Regions from separate parts of the Homo sapiens genome. Here region 1 is linked to region 2. A link is a loop called in an ENCODE intact Hi-C map of the cell type or tissue named here. Cell type or tissue: PC-9. All regions are shown on one strand.

Region 1 (8,000 bases), 110 kb before region 2:
TACTACAGTTTGAAAACTATGTCTTTATGCCCTCAAGCTATCATGTCTCCACTAAAAGTAGAAAAGAAAAAAGTCCTCCCTTAGAAGAATCCAGCAGATCTGTAAGGCTGACAGTCCAGACACAGAGAGTAGAGTACCAGTGGAAGTTGCCGGAAGCAGAGGCGCTAGCTTTGTTTGTTTCACTGTTGGAGGCTCTGGGAAATTAGGGAAAGAACAGAGTCCTAGGAAGCTAGAGGACTAGGGGCTAATATCAGCTCTGCCTCTAAATGGCTGCATGTGTAACCTTGCACAAGGCACTTCCTTTTCCAGGTCTCAGATTTTCCTTTGATGGGACCCTTCTAATTCATGATCTAAGAGTCACACCACGAAAGAGGCAAGACTGTAAAGCAGGCAATGTCTCCCATCCTCTCATCTTACCTGTTTTCACGGCTACTATCCCCATGGAAGCCCAAGGTCCTGATGCCACCCACCCTAAACTGTTGAGTACTCTCTACTTCAACACCTTGTGCAAATGAAAAGCAACTTGGACCAGCCTCCTCCCCATGTTGAAGTGTATCTGGCAAACAAGAAACAGTTAACAGTGGTCCAGTGGTTACATTTTCAAAAGGATCTAAGGGTTGTTGCGGAGGAGGGAGTAGAGACCTTTTGTTGTATACTTGTTGTTAGGTATGGGTTGAGTTTTTGTTTGTTTGTTTTTACCATGTATACATTGTATGTGTACAAGTATGCATGTTCATATATGGGTGTTAAGCAACAACATACTTTGCCTGCCAATTGAAATTCCTTGCTCTCATAGCCAAACACAGTTGAGAAAAGTGAATTCCCAGTGAGTTTTTACTGATACCATACAATGGTAGAATAATATATACAGTCCAGGAGCATTGCCATTGCTACATGGGACTCAAACAAATTTCTTACGAAAAGGAGTTTATTTGACATTATGGGCTAGTTACCGTGCTAGGTCCTAGAATGAGAACCTAGGGTGAGCTGATTCCAAAGCCTGTCTTATCTTCATTATATCATGTATTTTTCTTGACTCCACAGTAAGGAATGGAAAGGCTGTGGCTAAAAGAAAGATCACATATTTAATGCATTGCTGAGTGGAGAAACAGGGAAAAGCAAATTAGGTAGGTGTGGAGCCTGGGGACACTAGTATTCAAGTTTTCTTCAGTGGTTCCTCTTCCTTATTTCTCCCTCTTCTTCTTTTTTCCAGGTCTTTCATTTCTTCACCTTTTCTTCCCTTTTCTTCTCCTTTTCTTCCCTTTTCTTCTTTTCTCTTTTTGTCAAAGACTGTAAAAGAAAAATTTCTCTTACCCTCATCTCCTACAAGCAGAGATCAATAGAGTGGCAATAGCAATAGGGACTTAGCGCTGATTAAGGTTGATGTATTGGGTGTGGTAGCCTATAGCCTCGCAAGGGTATAACAAGATCACCTCAACTGATCAATTGAGGTCTTGCCTTGGATGTGAGCAAAGCTGTGGTGCATTAAAGAGTAGCAGTTTCATAGGGAGAGGCAGTTAGGGGTAGGTTACTGGAACATTGACTTGAGTTTTTATTATTATTATTGTTATTCTACTCAATTTAATGATGTACTAAAAAAAGGTACGTGAGAACAAAGGATTCTATGCTCTACTTATGAAAAAGATCAAGGGTTACATTTGGATTGGACTGTTACTACTCACTAGTGATTGGGAAGGAAACAGCTTCATGGGGTTTAGGACACATCTGGGCATTAACCATTACAAGTACAAAGCACACACAGAAACAAAAACAGTGCATGTCAGCAACAATGCACATTGTCTCTTCTCTTTCTCTCTACCCTCCCTTTCTCTCTAGTCCTCCTCCTCTTTCTTTCTCCTCTCCTCCTCCTCCTCGTTTTTTTTCCCCCTTTCTGTCTCTCTCTGTCCCAATCTCTCTCTCTCTCTCCCTCTCTGAGGTGAACCAACCAGAGATCTCTTCAGAGATTTATTACAATGAAACAGAGAAAATAGAGTAGTTTTGTTCTTCCCTGTAAAACTGTATGCACAGATCGCAACTCAGCACTCACCAGGGAGTTCTGTCACTTCCCTTCTCCCTTAAGAGGAGAGAGGAAGTAAGCAGCTAGTCAAGCCTGCCTGCTGAAAAGAGGCCAAGCGTGGGGGAATGACTGACTAGTTTGGGAGAATGACTGAGTAGCTACTCCTGTGCTGTCAAATGGAGTTTGCTTTGGGAGCCAAACCTACTAAAATGGGGTCTGGAAGCTATCAGAGAAGAAATCTGATGCATGCATGTTTTTACCCACAGTCGTCCATCACCAGGGATTTTTGTGTTTGAGGCATGTTGCAGAGACTCCAGCAAGCTGCTGTATATCAACTGTGATCAGTTTTTAACATCCTGTCATAATCTAAAGGGAAATAACCCCCAAATCTACATACCAGTACTTTTTCTTTTTCTAATTTGCCCTTCGATGCCAAAAATTGAAACAAAACCTGAAAGGCAAGACTTAACACTGAGCAATCACTAGTTTAGAAAGACCTAGCTTACTTGCTTGCATGTGTGTCTGTGACTACAGAATAGGGTGTGCATATTTAGGTAATGGCAATGAATTTGAGTAATGCCACTTGAATTGTGTGGGCCACCTATTATGTTCTAGGCACTATTTAAACATATATATCTTAACCTTCATAAGGCTTAGTGCTTTATATATGTTAAAACTAACAGGAAGAAAAAAATTCTTCCTGAATGTTATGAACTGAATGTTCGTTCCCTCAAAATGTATATGTTGAAGCCCTAGTGCTCAGTGTGATGTCATTTGGAGGTGGGGCCTTTGGGGAGTAATTGGGTCATAAGGGTGGATCCCTAATGATAGGATTAATGCCCTTACAAGAAGAGACATAAGAGAGATAATCTTCTCTCTGCTGTATGAAAACATAACGAGAAGATGTCAGTCTACAACCAGAAAGAGGGAAATTGGTCAACACCTCAATCTTTAACTTCCCAGTCCCCACAACTATGAGAACTAAATGTTTGCGGTTTAAGCCACCCAGTCTATAGTATTTGTTATAGGAGGCCAAGCTGACTAAGATACTAGGTCAAAAGGGATGTGATACTACAAAAGCATTTTAGGTTAATGAGATGAAGAAAATAAATACAATTTTCTGCTTAAAGAAAATTCAATCATGGAACTCAGAAATTTGTATTATGAATATTGTTGCAAAGCAATTTGCAACAATCTTCAGAAAAAAAGGTACTATATTAGAAGTTGGAAGATATGCAGTCCTAAAATGTGTTAATATTCTCAATCATGTACACCACAGAATAGTTTCAGAAAGTTCCAAGAAGAAAGATTGGGGCCACTATGCTGGGGTTTTTCATTCAATCCCACAGTTCCTAAAAGATATAGTCCAGGGCTAGTGCCAACAATTCCTGGACCTTCGCCTGTGTCTGCCCCTTGAATGCTGATAGTCCTCTGAGTTTCTGTGTTTGGCCCATGTTCTCTCTAGGTGGTCTCAACCCTTCTGATGACTTTTACCGGCATCTGTATGCTGATGCTTTCCAACTCTAAATCTCTAACTCAACATCTCCCCGGGGCTCAAGATTCACATATCAAAAACAAAAAATTGTCCAGTGAACATTTCCACCTGGATTTCCCATAACCATCAGAAACTCAAGATGCTCAAAATGAAACTCATCACTGTTCTCCCAGAATCAGTTCTCCATTATTTTTCTTGATTGGTGAACCAAAGTTCACTTGTCATTAAAGCCAAAAACCTGAGCGTCCTTCTCAACTCCTTTTTCTTTAACCACCATATTGAATCAGTTACCAAGTCCTGCCACTTTTAATTCTCCAATCACTTATCCCTTCTCTGTCGCCCCTGCCTTGCCTTAAACCAAGCACTCCTCATCTCTAGTATGATCTGTTACAATCATTTCCTACCAGCTTTCTCTGCTTCTGGTCTTGGCTTTTCTAATCTAACCCACTCCAATCCTATCCTCCACTCTGCTACCAGTCTAATAGGTACATCTGTGCATCTGGTAGCCTCCTAATTAAATCATTTTAATGGCTCCCTTTCACCTACTACAGTAAGTTCAAACTCCTTGGCATAGCGTACAAAGGTCCTCTAAACTTGGTCTCTGCCTTACTTTCTAGCCCTGTTTTTTCTGCTATTTACCTTTGATGCACTTCCTTCTCCAGCAATCCTGAAATACTTGTAGCACTTACCACATTCCATGCTGTTGCATACCTCTATACTTTTACTTCTGTTATTCCTGCCACTGGAATGACAACCATTCCTATCCTTTCTTTGCCTGGATACCTCTTCTTCACCCCTCAAAACTTAGTTCCAGGCTGGGCGCAGTGGCTCATGCCTTTAATCCCAGCACTTTGGGAGGCCGAGGTGGGCAGATCACCTGAGGTCGGAAGTTTGAGACCAGCCTAGCCAACATGGAGAAACCCCGTCTCTACTAAAAATACAAAAATTAGCTGGGCATGGTGGTGCATGCCTGTAATCCCAGCTACTACTCAGGAGGTTGAGGCAGGAGAATCACTTGAACCCAGGAGGTGGAAGTTGCAGTGAGCCGAGATCATGCCACTGCACTCCAGCCTGGGTGACAGAGAGAGACTCTCGTCTCAAAAACAAACAAACGAAAAGTAACAGAAGTGGTCCCTCCTATGGGTAGTCTTTACTGACCTCTCCACCCCTAGAACAATATACTTTCTATGTGCTCCTCCAGCATCCTGTATGTGTCTCTTTCTCACAGAGCATACCATATTGTATTGTAACTGTTGGGTTGCCTTTGACTTGAGGTTTGTCTTCTGCACTTTATTGTGAGCTCCTTGAGGGGGAGTAGAGACTACATTGCAACTCCCAAGCAAGCATGCACTATATATTCAGTTGATTTTTTTTTTTTTTTTTGAGACAGAGTCTCTCTGTTGCCCAGGCTGGAGTGCAGTGGTGCTATCTCGGCTCACTGCAACCTCCGCCTCACAGGTTCAAGCAATTCTCTGCCTCAGCCTCCTGAGTAGCTGGGACTACAGGCATGCGCCACCACGCCTGGCTAATTTTTTTGAATTTTTAGTAGAGATGGGGTTTCGCCATGTTGCCCAGGCTGGTCTCGAAGTCCTGGCCTCAAGTAATCCACCTGCCTCCGCCTTCAGGAGTGAGCCACGGCGCCCAGCCTGTTCAGTTGATTTCTAATGAAGCAATAGACGTGCTTTATTTTATTTTATTTTTTTGAGACAGAGTCTTGCTGTGTCACCCCAGGCTGGAGTGCACTGGTGTGATCTCAGCTTACTGCAACTTTCGCCTCCCAGGTTCAAGCAATTCTCCTGCCTCAGCCTCCCGAGTAGCAGGGACTACAGGCGCAAATGCCACCACAGTCGGGTAATTTTTGTAGTTTTAGTAGAGATGGGGTTTCTCCATGTTGGCCAGGCTGGCCTCGAACTCCTGACCTCAGGTGATCTCCCTGCCTCTGCCTCCCAAAGTCCTGGGATTACAGGCATGAGCCACTGCGCCCCACCCGGAAGTGCTTTACCTTTGACCTCTCCGTTTGGATTCATCTCTCTATGCCTATTGCTACTATGCTAGTACAAACCCTAGTTATCAGTCATCGAAATTCCCTCCCTTTACACAACCTAAACACAGAGAGTTTTTGATGATTCTCTAAAGAGTAGAGTCCAAACTCCTTAGGGTGGCATACACAAACTGGTCAAAACCAACCTTCAGGCCCATTTCCTGCTAATACCTAACCTGCCAACATCTATACTCCAGCTATGCTTAACTACCATCTGTTTGCCTTTGCATGTTCTGTGCCCCTCTTGATGAAACCTTATTTACCCTTCAGAGCCCACCTTAAATGTGTCCTTCTCCGTGATGCCCTCTGCAAATTTCTCCAGGCAGTTAGACATGTTTATCTTTGCATTCCTATTACACCTGTCTATTATAGCACTTTCTACACTCAATTATTATCATCCACTTAACTTATCTTAGCCTCAGTTTCCTCATCTGGAAATAGGGGATAATAACAATTTCTCCTTTATAGGTAGTGGTGAGAAGTAAAAAAGACAACACATGCAAAGGATGTAGCACAGAGGTAGCCCCGAATAAATAGGAGCTGACATCAGTTGAGCTCTCAATATGTGCCAGGCACTTTACGTGTATGAATTCATTTCATTGTCCTCGTATGGTAAGTACAACTATTGCCTCCATATTCTAAGTGAGGACACGATGACTCAGGGGCTGAAATGACTTGCCTAAGGTCACACAGTTGGTTAGTGGAAGATCTGGTTAAACCCATGTGGCCTGGTGTCAGACCACGCTCTTAACCACTATTCATCTGTGTACACTTTCTCATCCCTACTAAATGTGAACTCCTCTAGGACAGGAACTACTCTTTTCCTCATCCAAAAGTTAGACTCACAGTCTCTAACTCTCCCAAGTCTGCTCCCAACAGGAGATAGGGGTGCAGATTTCCAGCCCTCCACTCTGCTTAGATAATCAGCACTTTACCTTTCCTCCCTCAATTGCCCCCTGCTATTCAGCTACCTTGCCCTAAAACAATGTACTTTACATTTCTAAGCCTGTCTCCAGCTACTGCTTTGCTCCTTTCCATTGCCTCAATTACTTTAATGCTTTCCAGATCCATATGAGGAGGCCTGAGAGCACTTCAGGTGAAAAGAATATGGTTGTACACTGCATAAGAGTTTCAATCACTGTTCATTAATTGTTTTGGGTATAGTTTTAAAATGATTATAAGCAGAACTACAAATGTACCACACAGGCCAATATTCTGATTGGTTCTGTCCAGACTACAGTCTGGGACCTACATATACCAGGTAAACTCTGCAAGCATCTCAGTCTATCCCAAAGATATTAAATGTTGATGTTGTTTTACAGTCTTAAAAAAGAGATTAACATAGAAAGTGAAGAACCAACAGTAGCTCCAGAATTTCTATATAGAAAAGCTGCATCTACTCACCTCCTACCCTTTTACTGTTTGCATTTACATTCTTTATGTGAAGAGGTTTGGTGGGACAGGTAAAAATTAAGGGATTTGTCTTGAAAAACGTGTTTGTAGAGCAAGCACACTTTTTGTAAGCTTCTTTGGCATAACTTGATTAATATGGGCTAATACCTCTTTCTCCAAGTCAAATGGCACTACCACTGTGAATGGCTTACAGTCACACAGTGAGTCTTAGGTAAAAGATAGATTAGAAGTTCTCATTTCTTGGCTCCAATTGCTGGGTTACAGAAAACTTAGTTCCACCATCCTTTCAAGACACCTACTAATTTCAGAGATGAAAACCCTTTGCTGGTGAGGAATCCCAATTAGAAAGATAAGAGAGTCATGCTAGAGAAGGAAGGAGCCGGGGAAGAGTGGGATGGGAGCCAGGAAGAAGGAAATCACACCCACACTGGAGTCAAGGCAAGGTTTGTAGTTTCCACTAAGAAACCAAAAGGCTCAAAACAGGAAGAAAGAGGTGAGGTGTAATCCAAAAAGCAATCAGCTCACTGACATTTTATTTATTTTTACCTGGGGAAAAGGGGTATGGGGGAGGGGGCTTGGGCTCCCAGGCTGACCCAACAGCTGCAGCTGCTATAAAGGAAGTGGGTGTTTGGGGGAGGGGGAGTGGGGGACCAGGATAGGAGAGCTTACCTGTTTCTTGCCCCCATCAGAGGCCCTGGGATTCTGAAGGAGGGAACCTGAGACTGTGTCAACCCGAGAGACGGAGATATTTCCAAGCCCAGCAGAAAAGGAAGCCTCTCTCCAAGGATACAAAATCTATGGCAGTCCTGACCTGGAAATCTCGAGGAGGCCTCCCTGCCCCTACTGCCTTTTAGCCTGCCTTGCTTGCCTTGGCCATTTTAAGTGCAGATGAAGGCAATGGAATTGCAAAGCAATGGAGGAAGAGGAAAGGAAAGACAGAGACTGTGCCAATAAAATATTACTATAAAAATTTAACCGAAAACAAGACTGTCCTGAGATTTTGCCCTGGTCTTATAGCATCTGGTTTCATTTCT
Region 2 (8,000 bases):
TTTGCAAATAAACTCTTGATTGATTCAGAGCTCTCTCTGTTTCTGTAGTTGCCAGAGTGTCTGAGAGTTGTTATCCCAGTTGGAGGAGAAGAAGGCTGTGACTGCAGTAGAGATTTATCTTCTCTGGCTCGCTGCCCCACTTTAGGAACTCCAGGGAGAAGGTAGGTCAATGCCATTCCAGTGTGATTTAAGGCAGGCCCACCTTGCAGGCCCAAATCAGCCTTCTCTTCAGGTCTGCCACTGTCCTGTGAAATTCACACAGGAAAGACCCTTGTTAAAGTGCAAATATTAACCTGGGAAGGGTTAAATAGTAAGCCATCCTTGGTGTGCTCTGTGGAAGGGGTATAGACTTTTGGAGTCACCCAAGCCTAGATTCAAGTCACAGCTCCACTACTTACCAATGAGGCAGATTCCTTAACCAGCCTGAACTGCCATTCCCTCATCTGTAAAATAGGGATAATAATTTTTCCACCATAAGGGTTTCTTTGATAATTAAATGAAATAACACATTTAGAGGTCCTATCATGATGTCTGGCATATAGTAGTCCCTTAACACAGTTTATTTCTTCATGCCCCTCCATTCATTCTTCTTAGGGCATTCAAGGGTGTAGGACAGTGGGTTTGCTTGGTGGCTTATAGAGCTTAAAAGCACCTAGCTGTAAGGCCCTCGCAATCACTCTTCTCTACTAAATCTGCTCCACAGGGCAGTGCGAGGCTAAGCTATGGGCTTCCGCACCAAAAGGACTTAGTTTCATAGTCTTCATTCTATTGCTCACTAGCTATGTGACTTCAGGCAAATTTTGAGTATCAGTTTCCTCATTTGTAAAATGACAGCATCTATGTCAGAGGATGGTTGTAAAGGTAAAATGACAGTTGTATACAAATATTAGCTGATATTATTACTTGTAATATTTTGTACAATGGACTGACCAAAGTTTACTTTTTTCTACCAGCAGTTTCTGATTTAAACCAGGGAATGGTTTTTTTTTTTTTTTGGACAGAGTTTCACTCTTGTTGCCCAAACTGGAGTGCAATAATGCAATCTCGGCTCACTGCAACCTCCACTTCCCAGGTTCAAGCAATTCTCCTGCCTTAGCCTCCCGAGTACCTGGGATTACAGGTGTGTGCCACCAAGCCTGGCTAATTTTTTGTATTTTTAGTAGAAACGGGGTTTCACTATGTTAGCCAGGCTGGTCTCGAACTCCTGACCTCAGGTGATCTGCCCGCCTCGGCCTCCCAGAATGCTGGGATTACAGGCGTGAGCCACCGCGCCAGGCCAGTGAATGGTTTTAGTAAGAGTGTTGAACACCCTTAAGCAAACAACAGTTATATGTCCCTGGCTTCCTGATCTTGGCTAGGGAATTTGGGGTGGTATGGGGCAGTCGTAGGCATCTCAGTTCTAGGTGTTGGACCTCCTGCCTCCAAGATTCTCACAGGGGTTTGGCAGGATGTAAGTGGAAAGACAGACTCCTGGGAGGTGCTGCTGCAGGAGATTGCGAGATAATAGAACATGTGCGCTGTGAGCATGGGCCTGGGAGACTCAGGCCTACCGCTCTTTTAATTCCACACTTTTCCCCTGCCTTAGAACCCTTGTGCACGCCACTCCTTCTGCATACCCCATCTTCGGCCCCACTCTCTTCCCACTCTTCGCCTCATGAATTCAATTCATTTCTCAGGCTTCAACTTAAATATCATCTTTTCAGGGAAGTATTCCCTGAGTGATAACTTACACTCCCTTCTCTTGTTTATCTTTAAACATTTATGTGAATTGTGCATTCTACATGATAAACTATATTGGAAGTGGTTTTAATATAAAATAATATTGAAAATATTTAATATGTAAATTATTTAACTTTGTTTCCCAGTCTAGAAAATTTCAGGTCCAGGAAGAAGCTTCATGCGTACCCTGCAGCTCTGTACACCCCCCGGCACCCCTTTCCTACCCCCTAAGGAATTCATAGTTTTTAGAATTATTCCTACACTAGGTGAGGGCATTGAACTAGATGATCTTCAGGGTTCCTTGCAACTGTTAACTGCTAACAGTTGTCAGAATGCTGACAAGTTTTCTGAATGCTGGAGTGGGAAGCTGTAGCTGCAGTGGCATCCTCCTGCCCCCCAGTTATTTGATCTTGGTGTAAAATGGGGAGTTTTGAAATATATCTAGGAAATGTGGGTGTGAATGCTTTAAGCAAAAGGTGGAGTGTTTATGTGGTACTAGCAAATGAGAAAGACAGTGCAGGCATGAGTGCTAGGGAGTAAAGTGTGACTGGCTGGCTCAATGCCTGTGATGGCAAACAGACAGTTCCAGATGACTTAACAGATGTTGTCACTTCCTGTTCTCCCATCAGAACTGTGAAGTAGGACTAGATTTACCAAAAGTGAGCCAAGTATAGTGGAAGAAACAAAGATTTTAAATCAAATAGAACTGGACTAAATTCCCCACATACAGCTGGTTGTGTGACCCTGTGTAAATCACTTAACTTCTCAAGTCTCAATTTTCTAATTGATTGGTCGAACAAATGTGTATTGTGCATCCACTATGTGTTAAACACTTTCTAAGCACTTGGGCACACATTGGTGAATAAAATAGGCAAAATTCCTGCCCTTATGGGACTTATGCTTTGGAGGGATATGGGAATAGTGGGTAGATATTTAAGATCTGTGATGATTCATGATATCCTTACAGTCCTGGAATTGGATAGGTACTCGATAAATACTGGCTGTTACTATTATTATATTTTAATAAAGCAATTACCGTCTGTTAAAACTCAGGTGAAACTGGGTAATTTCTGTGCAAGGGACAGTAAGTGGCTTGAAAAAAGTACTTGAGATTCTTGCAATATAGTAATAGCAGGTGGCTTGCACGGGTTTTTCCATTCTAAGTACCAGTACTTTTTTCTACTATAGTTTCCTTAGTAGCAATCCCTCCTGAGGTAAAATGTAGCCCAGGATGGCTCTGAACAGTAGGCTTAGTGTTTATTTGGATAAACTTTCCTGCTTCATTATCTCCAGGAGATCAAAGAGTATGCATCTGGATTAATGACATTCCCCTACAACCACTCCCACCATACTCTTACCTGGATGACATTAACCAATTGAACTTTTAACATAAATTCTATGTCCCACTCCTCTAGTTCCATAGCCCCCTTTCTAGAAGCATAGTGTGTCAGAATGGGGGAAGGAGAAGATGCTGCTCATATTTTTTTATGGTTCGTAGTATCTAGTTTGATTTTTTTCAGTTGCAGTTTTTACCTTATTGCAGAACAACAGAACTGTGACTATGTTTCACACTTTATGTGGTTAAATTTCACCAAGTGCCATGTTTCATATACTATCACATTTCCAGCATTTTAATTACTGTTTCCCGTCTACCCCAGGGTTGGAGCAGGCATTAGCTCAAGGTGTTCAAGGAGAGATAGTGTTCCTTGGGCTAGCTGCACATGTCCCCCTAGCTTCCTTTCTCTAGATTTCAGTTCTCATTCTAGTTCCTATCTCTATCAGATTACTTATCACATTGTTTTGTAACAATTTATTCTCTGTATTGCCAACTAAGCCGTAGGTGCCTCCTATATCATAGACAGTGTCTCAATTCACTGCTGTATCCCCCACACCTAGCACAAACTGTATCTGGCATGTAGTGGGTACCCCGTAGTTGTTTGTTGGATGAAGGAAACATGTATTTTATGATGCAGGCTTTTGTGTAAATGAATTCTTTATCATCCTTTTAGATACCCCATCCTACTTTGTGTTTAAGTCCAAAATCAAAGCTATTTTTTTGTATATATATATTTTTTCATAGAGATGGGGTTTCACCATGTTGGTCAGGCTGGTCTCGAACTCCTGACTTCATGATCCGCCTGCCTCGGCCTCCCAAAGTGCTGGGATTGCAGGCATGAGCCACCGCGCCCGGCCAAAGCTATTTTTTTCTAACATCTGTAGTCAAGTCATCAGGCAAAGTCATTGCTCTTCTAGAGTATTCCTCTGCCTTAGATGAAAACCCCTACAAGCCATCCTAACTGTATCTCAGTAGCTTTCCCAGGTAGCCCTCAAATTTTTTTTAATTTTAATTTTTTTTTTTTTGTAAACTCAACTCTCTGTTTCCTTGGAACACAGACTCTGGAATCAGAACTGTTTTAATTTAAAAGCCTTTTAAACTTCCAGGCCTCTGAAAGCCTTGTTTTTCCTGACTCCACCGTCCTTATCTTTCCATTATTCATCTGCATTCCACTCACTCTTAACTCCCAAGAGGGTCACCTATCCTAAAAATGTTGTTATTTGCCAATCATTTCCCACCTTGGTGTAAAAGTAGCATTGGATTTGGAGGATACTTGACTGTAGTGTTGCAATCTACAAGCTGTGCACACTTGGGCAAGCATCTTAACCCTTCTGAGTCTCAATTTCCTTGTCTGTTAAAAATGAGAGAATAACTGCTGTCATGTCTTGGTACCTCACTGGCTTGCAAGCTTTAGATCAAACAATGGTTGTGAAAACAACTTAGAAACTGAAATAGATGGTTATTTTCAGGACACCTGTGGTTAGCATGGTTACCACCCACACTAACGCTTCCTCCCCCCATTAGGCACCAAGCATTGATTCCTTCTTAAACACTCTAGCCCTGGGCTATCGGTGGGTGGGGAAAGCATTGTTCTTCCTATCTTCTTGACATGTTGATCTTGGCTTAAGACTTGTTGCCCTTAGGTCTTTTCAATCAGTATCTAGGGGGAGCCACTCCCTTGGCTTCTCAAAAGCTTCTTGTCAGGTGCTCTTTAGATACTATGTAGCTTCTACCTTCAGGCCAGCTTTGTCCTGTCTAGTGAAAAGTGGTTATTGTGGGGGAAGGGGAAAAGGGAACATTTCCAACCTCTTCCTCCCTTGCACCAGAACTCCCAGGGTCCCCAGACTCCAATTTTTCAGGCATAGTTTCTTTACATCCATCAGAGTCTACCCTATAAGATATTTTAGACTGATCCCAGGCAGGTAAGTTACATTTTGCAGAGATTTCACTTATTCCCAAAGTGGTGTCAGCTGGTTGGTAATTACAAAACCCAGGACTTCCCCCGCCTTTGTGGTCAAAAAACACTCTCAGCGTTTGCCTCTCTCCTTGACCCCAGCTTCCAGACTGCTTTCGAGTCTGCACTGAAATCTCCTGAGGGAGTTCCCCAGCTTTAATTTGGCCAGATGCTCAGTGTCCTGCTCAAATTGCACTCAGCATTTTTTTTTTTCACTTTGAATAGCTTTTGCACAGACTGTTAGATTCACTCAAACCTGCCCCCGTCTTGAGCTAGTTCTTCCTGCTGGAAGTAGTTGTCTTATTGCAGGCTGAGGAACCCTGATTAGTTTATTGCCAGGTTTAGTCTTTTCCTCATTCAGAATCCTCTTTATATTTATCATAGAGGGCTTCCACCACTGGCTTTGCATAGTTGATCTTTTTGCAGTAGGTGCTCGGTAAGTATTCCTCAAGTTGAAATGGAATTGGAATTTAACACAAAAAATCACCATCTTCTGGAGCAAGACTGGGGAAATTACTGTCCACCAGTGGCTGGTTTTTGCGAAACCTCAGCTCTCCCTCTCTATATGTGTGTGTGTGTGTGTGTGTGTGTGTGTGTGTGTATACACATTTTTAAAGGGTTGTTAAAAGAAACAAAGATTATACAACAGAGACTAGATATGTAGCTCACAGTGCCTAAAATATTTACTGTTTGGTTCATTACAGAAAAAGTGTGTTGACTTCTAGAGTTTTCCTTAGTATCCAAAAACAGAGTTTGAAGCAGTTTTAACCCTATCACCTTCTCTTCCAAGGTTACAGGAAACTTCTGACTTTTATCGCCCCATTTTACCATCTCTATCTATCCCTTGCATTCAGTTTCCAGTCTAGCCATGGAGAGTTTAAAAGGTTTCTGTTCTACCTCCTGAACTCACATTTCATTTCTTTCCCAGCAAGTAACTTCCTTCGGTAAAACCAGCTCCCTGCTCCCTCCCCTCCTGCCTCTAATTAATATCCTTTTGGCTTTTGTGGACACTTCGGAAAGTGAGAGCTCCTTGCTCATTTTCACAGTCTCAGAAAAATGCTCAGGGTAATTTGAAGACAGAGCAGATGTTAAATATGGGGAGATTTTTGTGGACGACTAAACCATGGAGACACTTAAAATCCCCCTGCAAATGGAGACTAACTCTGTTTCACCCACAAGGTGATTTATTTCCATAGCTCTTTGGAAGAAGGCAGGATCAGTTTACTAGGGCTCAGCTTACTCAGCAGAAGGGCTAATCTCCTCTGTTAAAATGTATTTTCTGCTGAATTTAATCTTACTCTCATTGGTTTTCCTTGTGCACTACCTTCCTAGTTACCAGGGTAGGCCACACCTAAAGAATGTTGCCAGACTCAAACAAAGAACATTAGCTATTAGTCCAAACACAGATACTTACTGAATAACTGTTAAATACCTAGCATGTGATTGGTGCCATGTAGGGTACAAAGAAGTCTAAAATTGGACTCCAAACCTCCAAAAATTCCAGTATAGCTGGAGAGACAAAATGTTTAAATAACTATGCAAGGGGTTCTATAATACAATCCTGATGAGTGAATGGCTTTAATTTAATATTTATTATTAATTAAATATTAATTTATATTTAATTAATATTAAATATTTATGTATATTAAAAAATATAAAACTGTTACTTTATTCTGAATAAATGGTCACTGCAACCATGCCTTTTGTAATAGAGAAGAGAGAGATCATTATGAGCTTTGAGTATCAAAGAAGGTACATAGTAGGTGTTCAATGCAGATTCTTTGAATGACTTTATGAAGAGAGGTTGGGAAAAGCTTTCCAACCTCATAGAATAATAGCATTACCAAAGGCTTATAATCAGAAAAAGTTTGGTTTGTTTGCAATACAAGTGAGCAGCCCGGCCTGGTTGGAGCAGATAATTTGTTAGAGGTTAGGAAAAGTTAAATTCAGCTCTGTAAGTTAGGACCAAATTTTTGAGGAACTTGAATGCCAACTAGAGCAATTGGAACTTGTTCTTTCAGAGGTTTTGGAGACTGATGGGAGTGGTATTTTACAGAGCACCCTGGTGGTGGTTCAGAATGGTTTAGAGGGTGTATAAACAAGAGGCTGGGAAGACTTTATAGACCATTAAGAACCAAGAAGACTAACGCCAGGAGTATACAATATCTTATTTATTCTGTTCGTTCTCCTTGGTGCATACATGCTATTGTGTCCGGAACTGGTGGGTTCTTGGTCTCACTGACTTCAAGAATGAAGCCGTGGACCCTCGCAGTGAGTGTTAACAGTTCTTAAAGGCGGCGTGTCTGGAGTTTGTTCCTTCTGATGTTGAGATGCGTTTGGAGTTTCTTCCTTCTGGTGGGTTCGTGGTCTTGCTGGCTCAGAAGTGAAGCTACAGACCTTCGCAGTGAGTGTTACAGCTCATAAAGGCAGTGTGGACCCAAAGAGTGAGCAGTAGCAAGATTTATTGCAAAGAGCAAAAGAATAAAACTTCCACAGTGTGGAAGGGGACCCGAGTGGGTTGCCTCTGCTGAATCCGGCAGCCTGCATTTATTCTCTTATCTGGCCCCACCCACATCCTGCTGATTGGTAGAGCCGAGTGGTCCGTTTTGACAGGGCGCTGATTGGTGTGTTTACAATCCCTGAGCTAGACACAAAGGTTCTCCACGTCCCCACCAGATTAGCTAGATGAAGAGTGTAGACACAAAGGTTCTCCAAGGCCCCACCAGAATAGCTAGATACAGAGTGTCAATTGGTGCATTCACAAACCCTGAGCTAGACACAGGGTGCTGATTGGTGTGTTTACAAACTTTGAGCTAGATACAGAGTGCCGATTGGTGTATTTACAATCCCTGAGCTAGACATAAAGGTTCTCCACCTCCCCACTAGACTCAGGAGCCCAGCTGGCTTCACTCAGTGGATCCCGCACAGGGGCTGCAGGTGGAGCTGCCTGCCAGTCCCGCACCTCCACCGGCACTCCTCAGCCCTTGGGTG

The links. Peaks named below come from ENCODE experiments on the same cell type or tissue, not always from the same donor. Only the 100,000 strongest peaks of a DNase experiment are listed, where the experiment ranks them.
Region 1: it touches region 2 in a loop (2.7-fold over the local background); 1 of 110 quality-filtered maps calls a loop at or near these places.

The regions. Positions count from the first base shown.
Region 1 is chrX:112,732,321-112,740,320 of GRCh38, forward strand. No RefSeq gene overlaps it. Among named protein-coding and RNA genes, the nearest start is that of MIR4329, 44 kb to the right of the region's middle. RefSeq lists an enhancer at 6,226-6,808. In PC-9, no CTCF peak of the experiment used is centred here; a DNase peak (open chromatin) is centred at 4,201.
Region 2 is chrX:112,846,919-112,854,918 of GRCh38, forward strand. LOC107985651 (a long non-coding RNA gene) reads left to right here. Exons shown (of 3, transcript XR_001755993.2): 3 at 49-161. Among named protein-coding and RNA genes, the nearest start is that of AMOT, 10 kb to the left of the region's middle. RefSeq lists enhancers at 4,138-4,920, 4,754-4,863. In PC-9, no CTCF peak of the experiment used is centred here; DNase peaks (open chromatin) are centred at 4,653 and 5,133; H3K27ac peaks cover 1,050 bases.